2 separate regions of the Homo sapiens genome follow, and region 1 is linked to region 2. The links are chromatin loops, found by intact Hi-C in ENCODE. Cell type or tissue: pancreas. All regions are shown on one strand. Each heading gives the region's core, and the rest is flanking DNA. Links, peaks and the distances in the headings are about the cores only.

What was found. Hi-C counts contacts between places; a loop is a spot of excess contacts. Peaks named below come from ENCODE experiments on the same cell type or tissue, not always from the same donor. Only the 100,000 strongest peaks of a DNase experiment are listed, where the experiment ranks them.
Region 1: a loop joins it to region 2, with 3 times the contacts of the local background. A loop is called at or near these places in 80 of 110 quality-filtered maps.

Annotation. Positions count from the first base shown.
Region 1 is chr14:99,673,145-99,675,946 of GRCh38, forward strand. HHIPL1 (HHIP like 1) reads left to right here. Exons shown (of 9, transcript NM_001127258.3): 9 at 1,947-2,802. The coding sequence ends at 2,482. Among named protein-coding and RNA genes, the nearest start is that of CYP46A1, 9.8 kb to the right of the region's middle. RefSeq lists an enhancer at 1,949-2,512. In pancreas, for the core only: no CTCF peak of the experiment used is centred there; DNase peaks (open chromatin) are centred at 824 and 1,781.
Region 2 is chr14:99,884,227-99,887,028 of GRCh38, forward strand. All of the region lies in intron 4 of EML1 (EMAP like 1), which reads left to right. Among named protein-coding and RNA genes, the nearest start is that of EML1, 92 kb to the left of the region's middle. In pancreas, for the core only: a CTCF peak has its summit at 1,331; no DNase peak of the experiment used is centred there.

The sequences.
Region 1 (2,802 bases), core at 282-2,781, 210 kb before region 2:
GGCAGACTGGGTGTGTATGGGGGTGGGGAGGGCAAGAAGAGAGGGAGGCTAGGCACCTGGGCTGAAGAGGTACCCGGGTAGAGGGGGAAGGGTCTGAGCTCAGTGATTTTGGAAGTGAGTTCTGGCCACAGTTGGTTTCAGGGCTTGGTGAGTTTTTCATTTACTCATTCAGCAGTTTCTGGCACTTTTGTTAGTTACTGGCTCCATGCTGGATGCCAGAGCCACAGTGAGAAGTCAGACTAGGCCCTGTTCTGGCTGGGACGGACAGAGATGTCATTTACTGTCCAAGGCCTTGTGATCGAAGTGTGTGCCAGGTACCGTGAGGACCCACCCAGAACAGTGGAGACTGGGGTTGGGGGTAGGGGTTCCTGGAGTCTGAAAAGAAGAGGAAGGGTGCACCAATAGGGGGTTGCACTGAGGGGGGTGGCAGCTAGGGGGATGGCACTGAGTGGGTATGGCACTGAGGGGGGTACACCTGGAGGGGGTGCACTGAGGGGGATGGCATGGAGGGGGGGTGCACTGAGGGGGGTGGCACAGAGGGGGTGGTGCACTGAGGGGGGTGCACCTGGAGGGGTTGCACTGAGGGGGGTGGAATGGAGGGGGGTGCACTGAGGGGGTGGCACGGAGGGGGTGGTGCATTAAGGGGGGTGGCATGGAGGGGGGGTGCACTGAGGGGGGCGGCATGGAGGGGGGGTGCACAGAGTTGGGGGATGCACCCAGGCAGGTTGCACGGGGGGGTGCACCTGGGGGAGTGCACTGAGGGGGGCTGGCACCAAGAGGGAGGTTCACTCAGGAGGGTGCACCGAGGGGGGTGGCAGTGCAGGCAGAGGGAACAGCAAGAGCCACAGTGGGAGAGGTGAGGCAGCCTGAGGAGCAGGAGGTGGGGGCCAGGGGCCAGGGTGCAGGGACAGGGAGCGCCTTGCCCATGTCATGGTGCTCTGGGCCCTGGCCTGTGCTTGGCCTTGTGCTGAGAGGCCCTTTCTCAGCTCTCTCTCAGTGGTTTTCAAAGTGGGACTGGCTGAAGTGGGGCGGGATTAAAGAGGTTTGGCCTGGTGGCCCCAGGATCCTCCCCATAGTAATTGAACAGTCTTGGGCTGTGACGCATGGCAGTGCCCAGTGCCTGGCACTGCACCTGTGTGGAGTAGAGCTGGGCACAGCAAAGTGTAGATTGAGGTCTATCCCTGTGGCTGACCTGGGCCAAGCGTGTCCCCACATTCTGCAGAGACAAAGGAAATCACCTGCCTCAGCTCCCTAGCACCGACTGCACCCAGGCTCTGTGGTGGGGTATAGGGGCTCTGCCTTGTTCCCCAGACACAACCAGAGTTCCCCCATCGTACCCGCTGTGACAACCCGCTGGTGCCAACCTTGGGAACCAGGAGGAAAGAGATTCACCCTGACCCCAGGGATCCCTGTGTGTATCCCGTTCCCAACCTGCTGGCCACTGGCCACCACAGACCCGCAGCAGTTTTTACCCATCTGTGGGCCTCAGCTTCCTCACCCTCACAACCAAGGCCTGGAAGATGAAACGGTGACTTTCTCTTAGAAGCCTTCCCAGACACTCCTTCCTTTCATTGCCTTCCAGAGTTATGAAGTGCCAGGAGCTGGCTCCCCCACCAACCTAGGGACTCCTGGGAAGGTGGGGCTTGGGGTAGGGAGACGCAGCAACAGCAGACTGGCACAAAGCAGTTGATAGTGTTTGCTGTATGACTGAAAAAGCCCCTGGCCCCTGAGTCCAGGCCGGCATCTTGCTGGGTCCGGGTGACCTGGGAAGCACGACTGGGAGCGCAGGCGGCATCCCGTCTTCTGGGTGTGAGTGCAGGACAGACCCAGGACATCCTTCCCCGAGTCTGCGCTCTCCGCACAGGTTGCAGGGCAGCACAGGGTGGGCAGCAGGGCTGGACAGGGGCGCCTGGGTCCCTCTGACGGCATACTCTTCCTCTGCGCAGAGTTCATCCCGAAGACACGGAGCACCCCGCGGCCTACAGCGCGGGCGCCCACGCGGGCGCCCCGCCGAGGGCGCCCCACGGCCGCTCCCCCCGCGCCAACCCCGCGGCCAGCGCGGCCCACCCAGCAGCCAGGGAGCCGGAGGGGCGGCGGGCGGCGGCGGGGGCGGCTGAACTCGGCGAGCCGGGCGTTCCGGGATGGCGAGGTGCGCCTGGTGCGGCCCGCGGGCCTGAGCTCTGGCAGCGGGCGCGTGGAGGTGTTCGTGGGCGGACGCTGGGGCACCGTGTGCGACGACTCCTGGAACATCAGCGGCGCCGCCGTCGTGTGTCGCCAGCTGGGGTTTGCCTACGCCGTGCGCGCCGTCAAGAGAGCCGAGTTCGGCCAGGGCGGCTCGCTGCCCATTCTGCTGGACGATGTGCGCTGCGCGGGCTGGGAGCGGAACCTGCTGGAGTGCCAGCACAACGGCGTGGGCACCCACAACTGCGAGCACGACGAGGATGCGGGCGTCGTGTGCAGCCACCAGAACCCCGACCTGTAGGCAACACGCCGCTGCCCCAGGCCATCCCGCCGGCGGGGGAGCCTGGCAGGGGCCGCTCCGCCCTGTGTGCGCCCAGCGGGTGCACACGTGTTCTAGAGTGAAGGGGGTGCGGGTGTGTGCTGTCCTGGGGACATGTGTGAGGCGCTGCAGTGCATGTGTGTCCTCTGCAGACCCAAGGCAGGAGTGTGTGTTGGGGGCGGTGTGGGCTCTGGAAGTGCATGGTCCATCATGGGCGGGAGGAGTTCCTTTCTTACCTCCAAGCGTTTCAGACACCAGCAGGAACAGCAGCCGGGCTGTGGGACCCTGAGGAGGGAGGGCAG
Region 2 (2,802 bases), core at 198-2,697:
CTCCCACTCCCCTGCTTGCAGGGCTTTTTTTCTTGGGGATGTCTTGGAATTCCCCAGCGCCTGTTTCTGTCTTTATCCCAGCCTGAAAAGCGAGGAATCAGAAATTCTGAAAATTGTTCTCACCTTGCTCTTTCAGTTTCACTGCTGTGCTGGACTTATGGAGCACCTGCTGTGTACAGAACGTAGTCCAAGGCATGGCAGGGAGTGGGAAGGAGCAGCACAGAAAGACTCATTCTCCTAACAAATGTCAGTGGCACAATGCCTGCAGGGCTGCTTTGCTTAATTCCCAAAGGACTCACAAATGGGAGAACAAGATAATCCACGGAATAGAAAAATGGTAAAGGGTCTGCACAGGCGCTCACTGAGAAGGAAATACCAGTGGCCCTTAACTCATGAATAGGCAATCAAGCCCAGACCTAATTAAAGACATGCCGATCTAAGTAAGAAGATAACATATTTAGAAAATTCTTTTTACTTTACTATAAAATAAAGCACAGATGCAGAAAACCACACAAGCAAATTCGTAGCTTAATGAATTGTTCTAAGGCAAACACCTTCTAGCACCTAGGAGGAGGAGGGGTTTTCCCCTCTCCCAAGTGACAGGTGGATGTATCTGGAACTGGGGGTGGGGGCAGGGAAGGTGACTGTTTTTGATGAACTCCAGCTCATCCTTCGAGACCCAACTCAGGATCCCCTTTTTCTGGGAGCCTCCCCTGGCTCTCTAGTCTGAGAGCAGTGCTTTTCAGATGGTGTCGTAACTGCCTGTTAACTTTATCTGTGACTCTGTAGCTCTCCTCCCTTCACCATGCTGCACACACCGCTTGCCCTCCCTTAGGCTCTGGAGGCCCAGGCCGTGCCATTCTTATTCTTTGTATCTCTAGTACTTTACACAGCACTTGGTGAACATGAGTGCTCAATAACTATTTGTTGAATGGATGGAAGGATATTGTATACGATCAGGCATCACTTAATGACAGGCACATTCTGAGAAATGCATTGTTAGGTGTTTTCTCATTGTGTGAACATCATGGAGTGTGTGTTTACAGAAACCTTCATGGTCCAGCCTGATGGTCTAGCCTGCTGCTCCTGGGCTACAGACCTGTACAGCACATGACTATAGGGAATACTGCAGGCAGTGGTAACACAGTGTTAAATATTGGTGTATCTAAACATAGAAAAGATACCATAAAAATACAGTATTATAATTTTGTGGGACCACAGACATCTATGTGGTCCATCATTGACAGAAACACCCGTGTCTAGCCCATGACTGCATTTCATTTGAAAGCCACAGCCATTCAAGAACTATGTAAACAGCACCACCTATGGGTAGACAATTTTAACACCACATTTTACACTGGAAGATGAGACTTACGCATTTTTTACTGAAAAAAATGTTTCACTCTTCAAGCCATGGGGTCATTTATGTTTTAATAAATTTCAAAATGATAAGTGCTAATATTCTTCATATTGTTTTAGTTTTGAGACTGTTAGCTGAGGAGTCTGGAAATACAAAGGTTTTTGCAGTGAAAGGAGGAGGAAGAGGGAAGCCATATTAATTAATAACATGTTGGACGCATTGTAACATATCTTATTTAATCGTGCCAATAACCTGTTCCTCACAGTGGTTGTATTCCCATTTTTAGATTAAGGAGGTTAAGCTGGTGGAGGTGAAGCCCCTCACCCAAGCCCTAGAACACGGATCCAGCTGGCCTCAAAATCTGTGCTCCTTCCACCATGTTAAGCTGGGAAGTATTGGTTGGAAATGTCTATGAAGCAGTCGCTTTTGTCCCAAATAAAGTCTCCAGCAACTTCTAAACATTTTGAATAGATGGTTCTTAAATGACCCTATTTCTAATAAAAAGCTGCTTAAGGACAATTTTTGTAGAGTCATTATTTCCATGGTGGAGTATTCTGACTTCCAGCAGGAACTTTATTTCATCACGTGAAGTCATTTTTAAAAGCAGTCATGTGGCTGAGCCCAGTGGCTCACACCTGGAATCCCAGCACTTTGGGAGGCCAAGACAGGCAGATCATTTGAGGCCAGGAGTTTGACACCAGCCTGGACAACATGGCGGAACCCTGTCTCTACAAAAAATCTAAACATTAGCCGAGTTTGGTGGCATATGCCTGTAGTCCCAGATACTTGGGAGGCTGAGGTGAGAGGATGGCTTGAGCCAGGAGGTGGAGGTTGCCGTGAGCCGAGATCACACCACTGCACTTCAGCCTGCGCGACAGAGCCAGACCCTGTCTCAAACAAAAAGAAGTCATGTTATTCCAAGAGCCAAAGTTGTTCTGGATTAATAAATTGTAGGGAAATCACATGTTTAACTTTGGAATGGACTCCTCCTCTATCAAGCCTTATTAATCACTTTCAAAAGCAAGTATCTCTGCTCAAACAGCACGTGGCTCCTATTAGTTCCACTCTGATCCTAGTTGCCCAGGACTTCTTACACATGTCACCACGTGTCGAAGACCTGCAAGATCTGGCCCCAGAGCCCCCTTTCAGGAACATGGGGTTAGGTTAGTTAATGTAGATGAAAGAGATAAGAGCAGATCCCCGCTCTGAGGCACAGTGAATATCTGTTGAGTTGCAGCCTGGACACGTCGTCCACTGGACTCTCCTCCTTATAAATGCCAGTCTATGGTGCAGCAAATAGGAGCTTTATCAGATGAGTAAAAACCAACCACTCTTAGACCATCCCTGTGCCCAAAGTCCACAGTGAACACATTCAGGGATTTGGACTTAGACATACGTGTTCACAGCTGCCTCTGCGGTGTTGACCGCACTGGTGTCTGTTG